2 separate regions of the Homo sapiens genome follow, and region 1 is linked to region 2. Evidence: read pairs that join two places in POLR2A ChIA-PET (ENCODE). Cell type or tissue: Caco-2. All regions are shown on one strand. Each heading gives the region's core, and the rest is flanking DNA. Links, peaks and the distances in the headings are about the cores only. Region 1 overlaps LRRC72 (leucine rich repeat containing 72). Region 2 holds the start of SOSTDC1 (sclerostin domain containing 1).

Evidence for each region. ChIA-PET counts read pairs that join two places held together with the same protein. Peaks named below come from ENCODE experiments on the same cell type or tissue, not always from the same donor. Only the 100,000 strongest peaks of a DNase experiment are listed, where the experiment ranks them.
Region 1: POLR2A ChIA-PET joins it to region 2 with 6 read pairs; 4 of 35 experiments call an interaction of 5 or more read pairs at or near these places.

The regions. Positions count from the first base shown.
Region 1 is chr7:16,538,406-16,547,476 of GRCh38, forward strand. The region is part of intron 3 of LRRC72 (leucine rich repeat containing 72); the gene reads left to right. Among named protein-coding and RNA genes, the nearest start is that of LRRC72, 16 kb to the left of the region's middle. In Caco-2, for the core only: no CTCF peak of the experiment used is centred there; a DNase peak (open chromatin) is centred at 4,196.
Region 2 is chr7:16,460,441-16,469,511 of GRCh38, forward strand. It overlaps SOSTDC1 (sclerostin domain containing 1), which reads right to left and starts at 5,298. Exons shown (of 2, transcript NM_015464.3): 1 at 5,024-5,298; 2 at 1,041-2,523. The coding sequence starts at 5,228. The coding sequence ends at 2,108. All of the region lies in intron 4 of LOC105375168 (a long non-coding RNA gene), which reads left to right. In Caco-2, for the core only: no CTCF peak of the experiment used is centred there; a DNase peak (open chromatin) is centred at 5,477; H3K4me3 peaks cover 1,664 bases.

The sequences.
Region 1 (9,071 bases), core at 496-8,495, 78 kb after region 2:
TCCAACACTGACTCCTCTTCACTGGCCACTCCTGGCTCACCTCACCTTTATCCCAGGGTTACTTAAAACTGAGGGTCTTTTGGCCTTGGCAAATCACCCTCACGTGCAGAATCCCTTATACAGTGCCCCAGGTCAACGTACCTAGTCCTCAGACTCACATATCTTTGTCCTGCAATCAGAGGCCAAGAGGGTTGGTACATCCCAGTTGCTACCAGATATGGTTTGGCTCTGTGTCTCCACCCGAATCTCATCTCAAATTGTAATTTCCACATGTTGAAGGACGGACATGATGGGAGATGACTGGATCATGGGGATGGTTCCCTCCATGTTGTTCTCATGATAGTGAGTGAGTTCCCACAATATCTGATGGTTTTTAAAGTGGCACTTCCTCCATTGCTCCCTTTCTTACCTGCCACCATGTAAGATGTGCCTTGCTTCCCCTTCACCTTCTGTCATGACTGTAAGTTTCCTGAGGCCTCCCCAGCCATGTGGAATGGTGAGTCAATTAAACCTGTCTTCTTTATAAATTACCCAGTCTTGGGGAGTTCTTTATAGCAGTGTGAAAATGGACGAATACAGAGAATTGGCACTGGCAGAGTGGGATACTGCTACAAAGATAACCTGAATATGTGGAAGTAACTTTGGAACTGAGTAACAGGCAGAGGTTGGTGGAACAGTTTGGAGGGCTCAGAAGAAGACAGGAAGACATGGGAAAGTTTGGAACTTCCTAGAGACTTGTTGAATGGTTTTGACCACAATACTGATAGTGATATGGACAATGAGGTCCAGGCTGAGGTGATCTCAGATGGAGATGAGGAACTTATTGGAAACTGGAGTAAAGGTCACTCATGCTATGCTTTAGCAAAGAAACTGGTGGCATTGTGCCCCTGCCCTAGAGACCTGTGGAACTTTGAACTTAAGAAAATTATTTAGGGTATCTGGTGGAAGACATTTCTAAGCAGCAAAGTGTTCAAGACATAACCTGGCTGATTCCGAAAGCATTCAGTCATATGCATTCACAAAGAGATTATCTGAAACTGAAACTTTTATTTAAAAGGAAGCAGAACATAAAAGCTTAGAAAATTTTGCAGCCTGACCATTAGGTAAAAAAGAAAAACTCATTTTCTGGGGAGAAATTCAAGCCAGCCGCAGAAATTTGTGTAAGTAAGGAGGAGCCAAATGTTAATAGCCAAGACAATGGGGAGAATGTCTCCAGGGCATGTAAGAGATCTTCAGGGCATCAAAGGCCCAGGGCCCCGCTGCTCTGTGCAGCCTCAGGACTTGATGCCCTGCTTCCCAGCCACTCCAGCTCCAGCTGCTAAAAGGGGCCAAGGTACAGATTGAGCTGTTGCTTCAGAGGGTGCAAACCCCAAGCCTTGGCAGCTTCCACATGGTGTTGGGCCTGCAGGTGCACAGAAGAGACAATTGTTGAGCTTTGGAAACCTCCACCTAGATTTCAGAGGATATATGGAAATGCCTGAATGTCTAGGCAGAAGTCTGCTGCAAGGGTGGAGCTCTTATGGAGAACCTCCACTAGGGCAATGCAGAGGGGAAATGTGAGGTTGGAGCCCCCACACAGAGTCCCCACTGGGGCACTGCCTAGTGGAGTTGTGAGAAGAGGGCCATCATCCTCCAGACCCCAGAATGGTAGCTTCACCGACAACTTGCACCATGTGCCTAGAAAAGCCACAGGGACTCAATGCCAGCTCATGAAAGCATCTGTGGGGGTTGTACCCTGAAAAACCACAGGGGCAGAGCTGCCCAAGGCCATAGGAGCCCACCCTTTGCATCAGCATGCCCTGGATGTGAGACATGAAGTCAAAAGAGATATTGGAGTTTTAAGATTTACTGACTGACTGCCCCACCTGGTTTCTGAATTGCATGAGGCCTGTGACCCTTTGTTTTGGCCAATTTCTCTCATTTAGAATGAGAACATTTACCCAATGCCTGTACCTCCATTGTATCTTGGAAATAACTAAATTGCTCTTCATTTTACAGGTTCATAGGTGGAAGGGACTAGCCTTGTCTCAAATGAGACTTTGGACTTGGACTTTTGGGTTAATGCTGGAATGAGTGAAGACTTTGGGGAACTGTTGGGAAGGCATGACTATGTTTTGAAATGTGAGAAAGACATGAGATTTGGGAGGGGACAGAGGCAAAATGATATGGTTTGGCTCTGTGTCTCCACCTGAGTCTCATCTGAAATCGTAATCCCCACGTGTCAGGGGAGGAACCTGGTGGGAGGTGATTGGATCATGGGGGCAGTTTCCCTCATGCTGTTCTCATGATAGTGAATGAGTTCTCATGAGATCTGATGGTTTTAAAAGTGGCACTTCCTCTTTCATGCTCTTTCTCACCTGCCACCATGTAAGAGGTGACTTGCTTCCCCTTTGCCTTACACCATGACTGTAAGCTTCCTGAGGCCTTCCCAGCCATGTGGAACTGTGAGTTAATTAAACCTCTTTTCTTTATAAATGACCCAGTCTTGGGTAGTTCTTTATAGCAGTGTGAAAATGGACTAATACACTATCCAAGCTGATTTAACTTCCTCAGGAAGTGTCAGGCACCAGGCCACCATGCCCCCAAATGAGGGAACATGTCTCAAGATCACCAAGTGTGGCTGTTGAAGTTTCTCTTAAAGGCTAGGGTTAAGGAGGCAGTGTTCTCCCACCCCTCCCTCACAGTAAGGGCCTGAGTGTTGGAATCAAAGCTTTATCCAAGCAAAAGAGCAAGACCGAACTAAAATTCAAACCCAGACAATCACTACAGTAAGCTAGTGACTAGGTTGTTTGCAACTTTCAAAAATTCATCTTCCGACAGCTTGTATTTGTTCATTATACAGTATATTGATAACCCAATCTTAGCATTTTGAATGTAGACTTTCAAACACTAGCTGACAAAAGAAATAATTTGAGTTTTCAGTAGTCATCTGCCTGTCAAGTAGTAAGTCCAGATCTCAGCACTGAATCTGTAAACAGCCATGTTTATAACAATATTTCAATATTTTATTTCATTCTTAGTCTTTTTAAACACCAACTAAGTGGAAAATGGAAAATGAAAGTGCTTTGGTATTAACTATAAGCATAAATCTCATAAGCTTGAAATAATTTCTAGGAGAACAAACACAAATACCTTCAAGGCCCAGGCAGCTAACAGCTGGAATGGAAAGTGCACACTCCACTTTAGGGCATACAAATTCAAAACACTTTTAAAAAAACATACTGCTGGCTGGGCACGGTGGCTCATGCCTGTAATCCCAGCCCTTTGGGAGGCCGAGGCGAATGGATCACAATGTCAGCAGTTCAAGACCAGCCTGGCCAACATGGTGAAACTCCGTCTCTACTAAAAATACAAAAATTAGCTGGTTGTGGTGGCGGGTACCTGTAATCCCAGCTACTCGCGAAGCAGAGGAAGAAAATTGCTTGAACTCGGGAGGTGGAGGTTGCAGTGAGCCGAGATTGTGCCACTGCATTCCAGCCTGGGTGACAGAGCGAGACTCCATCTCAAAAACACACATACACGCACACACAGACAGACAGACACACACACACACACACACACAGCCAAAACTTGTCCTCGGTCACAGTGCGCGACTTCTGTTAGAAAAAGATGAAAATCATCAGGCATGGCAAAAGTGACTAATCTGTTTTTACTGTGTGTTCCCATGGTGTTCAGTGGTGTCCAGTTTGGAGGGAAAGAGCATGTACCAATGTCTAGAAGGGAGAGGTATAATTAGGGATTTTATAATTTTTTTGGAATATTTCTGGGAATGGATATCATCTGACTTCCAACTACTCATTGAATATTCACAAAATGGACTTGCAGATGCACCTGCGCTTAGAAAGGGATCGCATGCACCATCAACTGTTTTACTTTCTTTTGTTTTTGAAGGGGTGGGGCAGGAAAGGAATACAACAAAAGGCTGAATTTTTTCTCGTGCTTGATTATTTACATGCAACAAACTATATTATTTCTGTGAACCCCAAATATCTGAGACAGGTCTCAATCAATTTAGAAAGTTTATTTTGCCAAGGTTAAGGACATGTGCCCGTGACAAAGCCTCAGGAGGTCCTGACAACATGGGCCCAAGGTGGTCCAGGCACAGCTTGGTTTTATGCATTTTAGGGAGAGGAGACATCGATCAATTTTCCACCTGTGACCTGAAGGAGGCTTCCAGGTCATGGGTAGATAAAAGACAAATGGCTGCATTCTTTTGAGCTCCTGATAAGCCTTTCCAAAGAAAGCAATCAGATATGCATCTATCTCAGTGAGCAGAGGAAGGACTTTGAGTCCTGTGTGTCCTTTGTCCCCAAAGAATTTCCTTCTGGACAAATTGTGAGAGAGGTGTGTAGCTTTTTTATCTTAGTAGCTATCTTTTTTAGGAATAGAATGTGAGGGAGGTTTGCCCTAAGTAGTTCCTAGTTTGATTTTTCCCTTTGGCTTAGTGCTATTGGGATCCTGAGATTTATTTTCCTTTCACATTTCTAAAATCACTATCACTTAATTTGTTCTTTATGAAAGAGACTGGTTTAGTCCGTGTAGTACTGAAAGGATTTCATACCCAAAACAGCTTCTGAGTGGTTATGGGATAAGTAAAAAAGCTAATGTGAGTTTTCTTATTGATCAGTAATTGACTGGGTGCTAAGCTGCCTAAGTGTTCATACTCCATCAAAAATTAAAGTCTTATTCAGATCGCAAACTCTAACAGGCATATTAACTATTATAATATTTCATCAAAGTTCACATATAAAATTTTAATTATGAGTTTTCTTTAAAATCTAGATTATACTAGCTTGACCACTAAGAGGAAACTATGCCACTGTAGAAATGATATAGAGATTTGTGAAAAACATTGCCCTGAGATATGAATATATTTAGAGTCATAACACATCAACACATTGTTAAGAATGATCTGAAATCCTGACCAGCATTATTCTGACATTAGTGAATATTTTAGCTACCCTCTATTTAGGAATAAATAAGGCAAAAGGAGAAAAATAAAGGGAATGCATTTTTTTTGTTTATTCACTTATTCAATCCACAATATTTATTGAAGTATATGAGGTCATTATTTGTTGTCCATTCGTGTCTATTCTTTCCTTCTTCCTGTCCAACAGAATTCGGATTTGAGTTTTGGTACATACTCCTCCTCCATTCTAAATAGGTGGCCCCACTTAGGTCCATGGGTGGATCCTGAACTGTCTAAGCCAACCAGAATAATCCCACTCTTCTGGCAGGTGATTAGTCACTGAACAGGCATCTAACCTAATTGTAACAGACACATAAGGGCACATTTGCTGGGAGGTTCCTGGGAGAGGCTCTCTTATTCCTAAAAGGGAGTACTAGAAGAGTACTTTTGCTTCTGGATGTTTTCTTACCTGGATGTGAAGGCAGGAACTAACTATCCTATGAACTTGATGAAGCCAGCACTTAGAGAAAGGCAGAGCCCAGAGATTCATGGAGATGCCAAGACTAAGGCTATCACAACTTCTGCACGTGGTGATATGAGAGAAAATTAATGATGTTTCTTTATTTGCCAATTTGAGTTGGGCTTAAAAGTTACTTGGAGCCAAAAGCATCCTATTTGGATATAGCTTATCCTGTACTTGCATTAGGCTGCTACACAATACAACAATAAATGTGATTACCCCTGCTCTAGTGATAAAATTAGGAAGGGTAAAGGGAGTGGCTCTGCTCCTAGCAAGTACATTGTATTTGATAGCTGCCTGGAATGAGACAACACAGTTGTCTTTGAAGGCAATGAATGTAATTTGGTAAATTTGAAGCCTAGTATGCTGGAAGGGTGCATATTTCTTCAAATCATTATCTAGTGGGTGATAAAACTTGAGCTTCTGGTCCAAACGTGAACTAGCTGATGAAAAAGCACAAGTTTATTTCTAAGGACCTCCAACATCCTAGCTTTCCTAGATTTGCTTTGGCAACTCTAGTTCTTTCATTATGCTCTGTGAGGGCTTGTTTAGCTTCATATTGCATAGATATTCATTAGTGCTGCATCTCCTCCTTTTTGAGATCATGTTTTCCTAACACCCGCTGACATAATTAGTGGGAGGCAGCTGCTCTTAGGTCTAAAGTCTCCCTTCCTCGTTTCATTCTCTAACAAGTCTGACCCAGAGAATTTCAGGTCCATGAAATTCATTCTTTCCAGCCTCTCATGAAAGGTTGAGTTAGGCTCAGATAAATTACCTAAGTGACCTATATTTTACACAACAATTTATATGGCACATACATATAATCTTCTGACTTTGCTCGTTACTTCAAAAATTTTCTTTTATGGATGTCCAATAATGACTATGCATTCATAATATTGGTGCCACAATGTTAATATCCTTCTATTTCTGGAAGTACGACAGTAGCTTGGTATATTACATTTTGTCTCAGATGAAGAACCTGTCTAATGCCTCACCAAGCAAGTATTCAAAATGGAATCTGGGTTTCTGCTGTGCAGCAAAAACCAATGGTTAATGCATTTTATAAATTCAGTTTACATAAAAGGACGCTTCTGGCGAAGTCATTGTTTATAAACATCATTATCTAAAGAATAATTGAGATATTTATAATAACATCACTCACACTGACTAGAGAATGGTCAGATTTGGAATAAATGCTTTAACATTAGGACAAATACCTAATGCATGCAGGACTTAAAACCTAGATGACGGGTTGACAGGTGCAGCAAACCACCATGGCACATGTATACCTATGTAACAAACCTGCACGTTCTGCACACGTATCCCAGAACTTAAGGTAAAATAAAATAAAAATAAAGAGTAAATGTTTTAAGAAATATCTTAGGCTCAATCTTCGATACTGTTATGATTTCCTAGCTCCTAGACATGAAGCGCATATTGAGAATTCAGCAAATAGCACAAATTTATGTATTTTAGGAAGGAATATTGGTTTATAAAATTAGCAAATCATACTTTGGAAATTGAAATAATTATTTTTAATGTGCGGTTATAAATATTTGATAAAGAATTCTTTGAATGGCTGTACTTTTTCAGGTAGCTTTACAACGTGCTTTGTATCATGGAATTTCTGTTGGCCTCTTTAATCAGATTTATTTCTATATTAAGTTTGGGTATATGTATTTGTTTATTCATTTATACATACAATACCTTGTTCCAAAAAACTATTTAGAGCAGTACAAACTCCACTGTAGAATGTAAGAGCTATTAAAAAAACAAAATGAATTAGCATACATTCCATATATTTTGGGCTCTTATGTGTTTCTGTTACCTTAGGGCAACATGAATTATATCCTTTGTGTCAACTTTGTTGAAAAAATTATATTTTGCTCCATATTTTAAAACTTCTTTAAAAAGCAAATCAATATAAATAAACTAAATAACACTTCACTGCATGGTTGTGAAATTTGAAGATATGTACAATACATATCTAGTTATGTTTTTAATGATTTAACCAAAAAATATAACCTATTTTTCGAAACAGCAGGTACAAATATTTTAGTATGTTGGAAAAGAGAGGGAAAAACATGAGAATGAAAGTCTGGATTGGTTAAAAATAGTTACTTTTGAATATTTTTAAGGTATGGACTGTGTAAGTACCGTATATTATATTTTAAACTAAGATAGAAATGAATGCATTGTTTTAATTTATTGGATAAGAACACCATAAAAATAAACTTAGAAATTCTTAAAATATATTGAAATGTTTCTTTTTTACTCCTATATAATTTAGGGTATATTATTAAAATGCTTCCCAACTAATGTTTCATGTTCTATGTAAATTTAGTAAATATTGGGATTTCAGTACTAAACATACAATAACATACTGTTTTAGTTAACACATAAGTACAGAATTTTTCAGAATTTCATCATGTCGTTTAATCACTGGTCTATGTAAGGGACTTTGCCCCTACGGTTTTTCAACCTTGCTACTATTGCGTTTTGACCTGGATAATTCTTGGTGGTAGAGTCTGTCCTGTGTATTTCAGGATGCTCAGCAGCATCCTCGGCCTCTACCCATTAATGCCAGGAGATGCCCCCCAGGAGTGGCAAACAAAAATATTTCCAGATATTGTCAAATGCTCCCTGGGGGGCAAAATTCCCCCCACCTCCACTGAGAATCATTCAATACAGCAGACAGAGTGATCTGTGGAAACCTAAGTGAAAACATGTCACTCCTCTGCTCAAAACCTCTGGTGGTTTTCTGCTACATTCAGCCAAGTTCTTACAGTAGCCAACAAGGTCCTGTACACACTGGGCCTCTGGTTCTCTGTCTGACCTTATTACCTGCCATCTCTTGCTGGCTTATTCTGGTTTAGCCACCCCAGGCACTGGGGTGTGCACTGGACCTGTGCACTGGCTTGTCCCCAGTGCTGTTCCTACAAATATTGCAGTGGCCCTCTCCCTTCCTGTGATCAACAGTCTATTCAAACATTGCATCCTCCACAAGGCCTACTCTGTCCAACCCCACTAAAATGTAACACTACTTCACTCTACCACTTCCAACTGATGGTGGTGGCAGACCGTCTGGAGCAGTTGCTGCCATTATACCAGCTGCAGCAGGGAGGTATGGACAGTGGCAGCAGGAGCAGCTCTGGGAGCAGCAGTGGTGGCAGTGGGACCCCTGTGCCCTGCATCCCCAAGGCAGCCAACTGCACCACCTCCACCCTCGCACAGCCAGGCAGGACCCGCTCCCAGGCCCAGAGCCTCCACTGTGGCCTTAACCTCACTCCTTGCTGTGTCTTGGGAACCTGTGATTACCCAGCTGAAGACACAGCCAGGAAAACGTGGAGGGGAGGTGGAAAGGCCCTGGAGCCCACCCGAGAGACCCCACCAGAGCCTGCCACCCTGGGAGCTGCTGCAATGGGGCCAGGCCGAGTCACCCACTGGTGGAGGAGCAGTGTGGTTGGGCACGGAGTGGGGGGCAGAGAGGAGTCCCAAGGCAGAGCTGGGACTGAGGTGGTGCCATGCTCCACGGAGATAGCAGGAGCTCCCCAGGCACAACTACAGCTGCCCAAGCCATGGCTGCAACCTGGGCACCCCTGTGCTCTTGGGATCTGGGAGCAGGCAGGAGCCCCATCCTCC
Region 2 (9,071 bases), core at 583-8,582:
AAATTTTCTGCGTTATCTTAAATATCCCACATTGAGGATGGACAGGTAAATTAGACATATGAAACAAGACATATTTAGTATATTCAACCTATATTTATTATGAATTTTTCATGTAGTAATATGATGATATAATATGAAGTAATTTAAGATCCTTATTAAGACTGAAAGAGAAATCAGTAGTAGGCTATGATTTGTTTCTTTATTTGGTGGTATAACAGTTAGCATTATTATAAAATCTAGAGTTTTTTTTAGATGCTTCTGCTTCTCACAGGGAAGCAACAATATTAATATTCTTGTTTAGCTTAGTATACTATATGTAATTTACATGTGATTTTCAGACTAGCAATTACAAAAAGAACAATCTACTACAAAATAATTACTAAGGAGTCTTTCGTGCTCAGCATCCCAAAAGGGAAAACCCAGAAAATATTACCAATACATCATGAGCCTCTTTGGTTTTCTTCATTTGGAGTGATGAAATCAATCATTTGATTGAATTGACACAACAGTCCTTCAACTGTATAATCTGCTTCAAGACACTATGTTGCTCAATATAACAACATGCCAAAATTGAAAACACTCAAAAATTAGCTTTTGTTTCCTTTGTTTTTCATGTTTTTGGTTTTCATGTTTTTGGTTTGTGGGCCATACAATAGTATTCAATGTTCTCCAAGATAAGATACTGATTTCTTCACAATTCTTTCCTTTCTCAAATTTAGCTGTACATTGAGATCATCTGGAAAACTTTAAAACCTGCTGATATTTGAGCTCTACCCCAAGAAATTCTGATGTAATGTGGATGAAAACCTGGGCATTGGGTCTCATAATATCTCCTCCGGGTGATTATAATGAGCAGCAGACTTGGCATCCACTGGTGTATGTAAATTTGATATTCTCATGACTACTCATTGCTGGATTGACACCCAACTTTTGCAACCTCCCATTTACTGAAGAGATGGACTCCCTGTCTCCCTCTGTCTCCTCTCTTAGAATGATACTTCTGTCAAAGCTTGAATGTGACTTAGAAAAAAAAATAGCAATTACCCTTATACATTTATTCTACAATTTTTGCACCCTTTATACATGTTAGAGGCAACAACAATAACTTTTAGCAGTGTTTATTTTTGTTAAAAGAAACCAATTGAATTGAAGGTCAAGACACCTTCTGATTGCACAGATTAAACAAGAAAGTATTACTTATTTCAACTTTACAAAGCATCTTATTGATTTAAAAAGATCCATACTATTGATAAAGTTCACCATGAACATATATGTAATAAGGAGACTAAAATATTCATTTTACATATCTACAACATGTATTTCATATTTCTAATCAACCACAAATCATATAGGAAAATATTTAGGTCCATGAAAAAGTTTCAAAACATTAAAAAATTAAAGTTTTGAAACAAATCACATGTGAAAGCTCATTAAATAATAACATTGACAAATAAATAGTTAATCAGCTTTACTTATTAGCTGCTGCCATGCATTTCTGGCATTCCATTCCAAGCGAGGGTCAGCATGCAGGGTATAATTTCATACTATGCGACCGTAAAGAGCTACAGGGCTTATTTTTGAAGTGAAATGTCACAGGGTCTTTCATTCTCTTTCAAAGGAAGATCACTCATGGCTGCTAAACTGTTCCCATGAAGAGTACCAAAAAAGCACCTTTCTGAAATGTTACTGTGAAGATTCATGACAACATATTTTTTTTAACCTGTTTTGAAGGAGTTTTGTTTAGGAGAGGGGATGGGCCAGTAGATGGAGGGTATCTGAGAAGCCCTTTTCTGTTTTAAAATATAATGATTCACTGATGTTTATAGTATCAACAGTCTTTTAAGAACAATGAGGAATTAAAACTACAGGATACGTGGAATTTAAATGCAAATTGCATTCATGGATATACCTACATCTTGAAAAACTTGAAAAGGAAAAACTATTCCCAAAGAAGGTCCTGATACTTAAGACAGCTTGCTGGGTTTGATCAAAGCAGAAAGCATATACTTTCAAGTGAGAAAACAGCAGTGGCAGGCTTGAGTCTTCCAAGCAATCAAATCTGTAAAGCAGATGGTTACTAGTAAGTCTAGTTATGGGAGTCTGAGTTCTAACTCATGCTGTGCTTGCTGGATTTGCTGGCTCTTTTCCGCTCTCTGTGATGCTGGACTGGCTTGGCAGGTGACATGCTCTCAAAGTTGTGACTGGACTCGTTGTGCTGCCGGGTGTACCTCTTGCACTTGCAGGCAGTGACTACTGTGATTTTGTAGGTGCGTGTGCTGCCATCTTGGCACTGCAGCTGGATTCTCTGGGTACGGGTTTTGTCATTGACACACCGCCACTCCTGGGAGCTCCTCCTGCTCCAGTACTTTGTTCCATAGCCTCCTCCAATCCAGTTAGGGAGCACTGGCAGGGGCAAGCACTCGCCAGCACACACCAGCTCCTTCAGAGGGCTGATGCTGGTGCACTGGCCATCAGAGATGTATTTGGTGGAACGCAGTTCCCGGCAACCCACTTGAACCCGAGCTGCAGGAAACAAAAAAGAATGTGCATCAGAGAAAAAATGCAAATGAAGACCTTTTAAAAAGTGATCTGCAATGACAAAAATAATAGGCAAATGATAGCAAATTGCCAAATAGAAAGTGAGCACCTACTTTATTTTCACAGTGAAAAAAATCTGTCTGGATAGTATAGGGACACTTTCATGAAAATCATCAGTTTACATGGCTATAACTTTTTTGGGAAAAAAAATGTAGGCCTGATTGTTTTTATATATAACATTAGCTAATTGCTTATTAGAGTGTTTGAAAATCCAATTTCCTTAGTCTGACTCTCCAATAAGGGGTTAGCAGCTCTTCCATTTATGTGTAAATATTCATTATTCAATGAGTTAAGAGTATACTTTAATATTCTCTTTCTCAAGGGTCATATTGGCTAATGTCTGCAAGTGTTTTTAATTAGGCTTTTTAAAAATCTGTTGAGAAAAAATGTGATAGCCATTTAAATATTGTGTATAATGCATATGCTCTCGGTAATATTTTATTTCAATTATAGACTTTAGCTGCAGAGACTCAGACATACATGTGTACAACATCTGACATTTTGCATATCAAACTTAATAACTATGTTTTAAACATAAATTCCCAAACTATCTTTTAAAAAATACAAACAGTAACATGTTTGAAATGTAAAATGCCACTACAACTCAAGACTCAAAGAATATAAAAGCCCCTAAATCAGGAACGTATGGTTGCCATAACAACTTGGCTACATTTCCATGAATTTTATGGCAGAAAAATGCCTAACATGTCTGATTTACAACTGCAAAAGGAACCACGGTGTTCATTTCCTGAATATTGGTCATGGCAAACTTTTTGTTTTAGTTATTTGGATTTGATAGGTATGTTCTCTAATTGGCTGTTTCTTGTTACATGCCTTATGTAATTAAAGCAAAAATTAATCTTTAAATATTTTAAGTTTTCCTTACCCTTGCTTTGTTATCTAAACTTGAGGAGAATTGCCTATAACAAGCTTGAAAAGAAATCAAGGCTTGCCAACCAGGAAAAAAAAAAAGGATGTTTAAAAGTACAGGCTGCTGACATTTTACAAATAAAAATGATAAGGGACACTGAAGTGGTTCCACAAAAAGTACTGAAAGATACGTCGAAGTAGAACTGAATCAGGAGTTTCACTTCATCTCTGTATGCTAGTACTTCTGAGGTAAGAGATATAGCTTAAGGGGAACGTGATAGTTGTGGAAAAACTTATGTATATAGACATGCATGCATAGAAATCTAGAATTGTGGGATTAAAATGTAAAGCGTAAATTGTTTGGTTGGACAGTGTGCTCAGCGTGCCTGATTCTGCCTCCAGCTCACCTTCCTGCAGCTGCCTCAGGAATGCACCTGGAAATAGCCAGAAATAATTTTGTCTCGTCAAGCTTTCTGTTCCTGTGTATATACAGATTTGGCATTTTTGCAGTGACAGTTCATTGACAACGAATACCCACCACATTGCTCAGTAATCTAATAATAATCAGATATGTCCTGTGTACTTAAAAGCAACCAGCTTCGTGAAAGTTAAAACATCCTAGCTTTCTTAGACATTAACAGTCAAATTTGCTTTGACTTTTCAAAAGTCAAAACTACTTTTCGTAGTTGAATGGAGTGAAGAAGGAGAGGCAAAAGATTTGTGTAAGATTTCCTGCGCAGTGTTTCTCTCTCTCTCTCTCTCTCTCTTAAAACCTGATTATTAGCATATGGCCTCTTCTAAAGGAAAAGATAGAAACAAAAGTTAGGGGTAATTTGAATCCCCCTAACCAGTGGTCAATTAGTGTGTCAACTAAGCTGTTGTTTTACATCTCTTAAGTTACAAAAATGTCCCCAGTCTGTCACAGAAATACACAATTATCTAAATTTTGAATGGGACAACAAGGAATTATTTTAGAAAAATGTGATTCTCCAACATTTTTAGTTTATCCCTCTTTTACATTGAGCATCATCAAAACTTTTGACTATCTCACTAGACATATTTTAGAAATCCAATGTAAACAAATTTTTTCTCCTGGAAGCTTCCTTTTTTCCCTTGTGATTCCCTATATTTATTTGTGGATGGTAACTAATAATATATATTAGTTACGTTTATACACTTTACCAAAATTGCATATGCCCTGAAATAAATTGACAAAACAACCGGAACTTGAGCTATCTAAAACAATACTTTTTAAAATGGTCATTTTGCATGATTTTGACAAAACAATAGTTTAATTCCTGGAAATGTTTTCTTTGTGGATGTTTGATAAAACTTCAGTCTGTGCTTGCACTATTAAACCACTGTTTTAGTTAGGTTAACTTTAAAATCACTACCTAGGGAAGAATGCCAACCTGCACATGCAGCAGATTACTCCCAAATTGTTTCACAACATATATACGGTTCAGGTTAGTTACCAATAAAACAATTCTACAGGAATGTGAGCTAATGCTACCAGAAAAGAAAAAAAAAAACTGTACAAGTAAAACACACTTACTGTTCCGATCCAGTCCAGTGTTACTGAAATGCCTGCCTCCATTTCTGGCTTGATTCAACGTGCTGTTGCTGCTGGGGTGTGCTGGAACAGGTTTAACCACATGTGAATAAAGGATTTCTGTGGCATCATTTTTAAAAGCCAAACAGCTTTTCATTAGGATGCATGCAAGGGGAAGGAGATAGAAATGAATGGCAGGAGGAAGCATGGTGAGTAGAGGATTTGCTTGACTGAAGAGCTGGTTAATTCTTTTGCTTCTGCTTCTGCACTGTAACTGTGAAATTCCTCCTCAAGCTTCCCTTTATATATCCATAGAGGTTTGGCGTTCATTCAGGTGTAAAGTTGTGTAGAGCTTCAGAGTGAAAACACAGAGAAGGGGTGGGATCCCTACATGACCCTGCAAAAGAATTTTACCAATGGAAAAGAAGACTGCAGAAAAGGAGGAGCTTGGTATACAAATTGCCTGAAATTTCAGAGTTGGACTTCATCACTTGTCTGTGAGCCGACGCAGGCAGGCGTATTCTATATCAACGACAGACTCTCCTCTGCCATTTCCTTTCCTGAATCTAGTTAACATTCGGGTTTAATTTAAACGAAAATACATCGCTGTTCATTTGAAGAGACTGGCTTTCCCACAGTTGTTCTGTACTTTCCTCAGATTTTAGAGTATTTGGGTCAGAAAGGGAGTTCTTCCCAGATAACAGGAGGAATTCATGTGAGTTTAAATATTGCAGGACTTGCATGAAGCACCTAGTTAGCTAAACATTGCTTTCTCTCAAGAAGCAAACCAATATTTTTTTTTCCTTAAAGTAAAAGGCACAGAGCTAAAACCTGCCCCCTGGACATGCTTAAATAATGCAGCTTTGATCTACAAGAACTACTGTGCTGCTAGGTAAATTATTGCCAGGGGTTTTGTGTGGAGAATAATGAGCATAGTTCTGTCTACATTAAAGTAAGTAATACTCATTTTTGTCTTAAAAATGTGTCACAAGCATTAATATCCATAGCATTGTTTTACATAAAGCCATTTGTGACAGACTTTTTAGCGGATTCAAAATAATTTTTTCTAGATTTTTTCAGAACACAGATTCTACTCGTATTTACTAAATATTTTGCTCATTACTTCCTTTGACTCTGCTGCCCAAGTAAGAAACCTATTTTTCTGAATTACTTTACCGGCACCCAGAACACGTGTTCCATTAATTAATTATAGGCCACTGATGATCCCTTTAAAACAATCATAAAATTCTATTTCATCATGGGACATCTCAATTGGAATAACTATTCTGAATCATCTTTTCAATTATAAATCCATTTTTGTCCTTTGTGTGGTTACCTAAATCACCTAATTTTGTATCTCTTTTCTGTATAAGCTTTTGTCCCTTGTAACTGCCATTTGCCTATATGTCTGCCTACCTGAATTTCTCCATAGCAGCGCTACTGGCATTTTGGAAGAGACAGTTCTTTATTATTGGGGGACCATCCTGTGTGTTTATCAGCATCCCTGGCTTCTAACGACTAGACGCCAGTAGCACCCCCCTAGTTGGTAACAAAAATAACTCCAAACATTGCCAAATGACCCCTACAGGGTAAAATCACCCCCAATTTAACCACTAATTATCTATTCATCTATCTCACTATAAAAGAAAGTAAAAATAAGTATAAAGGAAAAATATTATAATACCAAGAAATTATTGTTCTTTTTTAGGACAGAAATGGTACCGTAGTTTTGTTTTAAAACAATGACTGCTTCTCTATTAGAAGTATATACTGGAATATCCTTAGATGAAATGATTTTATATCATCTTTTACATTATATGGAATAAGCTAGAATAAGCTTCAAAAATAATATGAGGAGGTTAGAGGTGTGAGTGGCAAAAGATTAATTATAAGTTGATGGTTGTTACAGTAGGATGGTAAAGTATTATATTCTGTTTATTCTTGTGTATGTTCCAAATTCTACATAATAAAAAGTTTAAAAACCAGAGTCAGACAATCAGTTTAATGGACGTATACTTCCTACTAACAATATATCTCTATCCTACGATTGGATAGTCATTTATTCTAACATCCTTCCTGGAAAATCATATGTCAGTTTATTTTGTGCAAATGGAGATTACAGGCATCCTTCTAAAATACTAACTATGAAGAATTTCCTGCCCTACTTATCAGGGGACTTGATGTTAATTACACAAAGCATGTTAATATTAATCATTGACCTACAGACCCAATGCCTAAAGGAAATTAAAAGGTCAAAATAATCTAATCTGTTCCTCACTACTTTTTCTTTTTCTGTGTCAGAAGCAGGAGATATTTTAATTGGAATTTAATTATCGGGTTGGGCTAATGAGGTTGACCAAATTCACGCACAGTTATTAAATCTGCTGCACCTAGTATTCTGAAGGCTCAGCCTTAGGATATCACCTCAGGCAGAAGCAAAATTAGAAGAGAAGGCAATGTCGTTGTGCATGTGGACAGGACAAACTCAGAGTTCTTAGGCCCAATTTACCCGACAGACCCCTAGAGAACTATTTTGAGGCTGGGTGCAGTGGCTTCTGCCTGTAATCGTGCACTCTAAGAGGCCAAGACAGGAGGATCACTTGAGCGCAGGAATTCGAGATCAGCCTGGACAACATAGTAAGACCTTGTCTCTGCAAAAGTAAAATAAAAACTAGCTGAGCATGGTGATTCATGCCTGTAGTCCCAGCTACTCGGGAGGCTGAGGCAGGAAGAACGCTTGAGCCTGGGGTGTTGAGGCTGCAGTGAGCCATGATACCACCGCAACACTCTAGCCTGGGCAAGAGTGCGACCCTGTCTCAAAATAAATGAATAAATAAAAAGAAAGAAAACTACTTTGCTAAAATAGAAATAATCATAAATTTAATACTTAACAGTTATTCTGATCAGTTTAAAACAGCTCCATTAAAAATAACCACAAACTATTGCTTCTCGGCCTTTTGGCTCAGATCAAGTGAAGGATAACCACAAACTGTAATAACCCAAGAAGAATGGATATAGATGTTTAATATTGAAATTGATTCTTTCTCATCTTCAGGCATTAGTATGTACCTGTTATTCCCTTTGCTTATAACACTCTTCCCTCATCCTCTTCCTTGGCTAATCACCTACTTTTCCTTCCAGTCTCAGTTTAGATGGCAATAGCACTGAGAAAACTTGCCTTGTCCTCTCTTCCCTCTATCTGCTCGTCTCAATCCAGCATACATGTGCCAGAGCAGCAACTTGCCTGATGACTTGGCAAGACTTATGAAAGAAGAACCATTTCTATCTTATGGGTATTGTGGAATAAGTGGTTAAATTAAGTATTTAGGAAATGTAGAAAAAATATTCTTTCATTAAAAAGAGATTGGCTAATATTTGTGGTAGGCAGTCGCTAAGATGGCTCCTAATGATCCCCTTCTCATGATATTCACATCCTTGTAGCAATCCCCTTTTCTTCAGTGTGGGAAGAACTTAGTGATTAACTTCTAATTAGTATAACATACTAACATGATGAGATGTGACTTCTATGATTAGGTTTTCAAAAAACTATGACTTCTGTCTTTCTGGCTGCTCTCACTCTCTTGTTTGCTTTGGTGGAAGCCAGCTACCATAATGTGTACTTCTCCATAGGAAGGTCCATGTAACAAGGAACTGATGCTCATAACCAACAAGCAACTGAATGAGGGCCTCAGCCAAACAGATGAGAATTCCATCAACAATGACATGGGTGAGCTTAGAAGCAAATCCTCTCACAGGCAGATGAGGCTGCAGCCCTGTCCTACAACCTGAATGCAAACTTTAGGAGAGACATCAAACCAGAGGCACCCACAAGAACTATGAGATAATAAATGTTTGTTGTTTTAACTAAGTTTTGGGATAATTTGTTATATAACAGATAATCAGTACAATGTTATTTGTAATTAAGTCATTTTGTGAATAATGCTAGGGCCTTGAGAGCATCAGATGTGGAATCATTAGACATGGTGACTGTGCATCTTGCCATCTTTGGGAGAGTGTTAAGACTTATTTTCTGTTCTCAGCTGTGCATCAT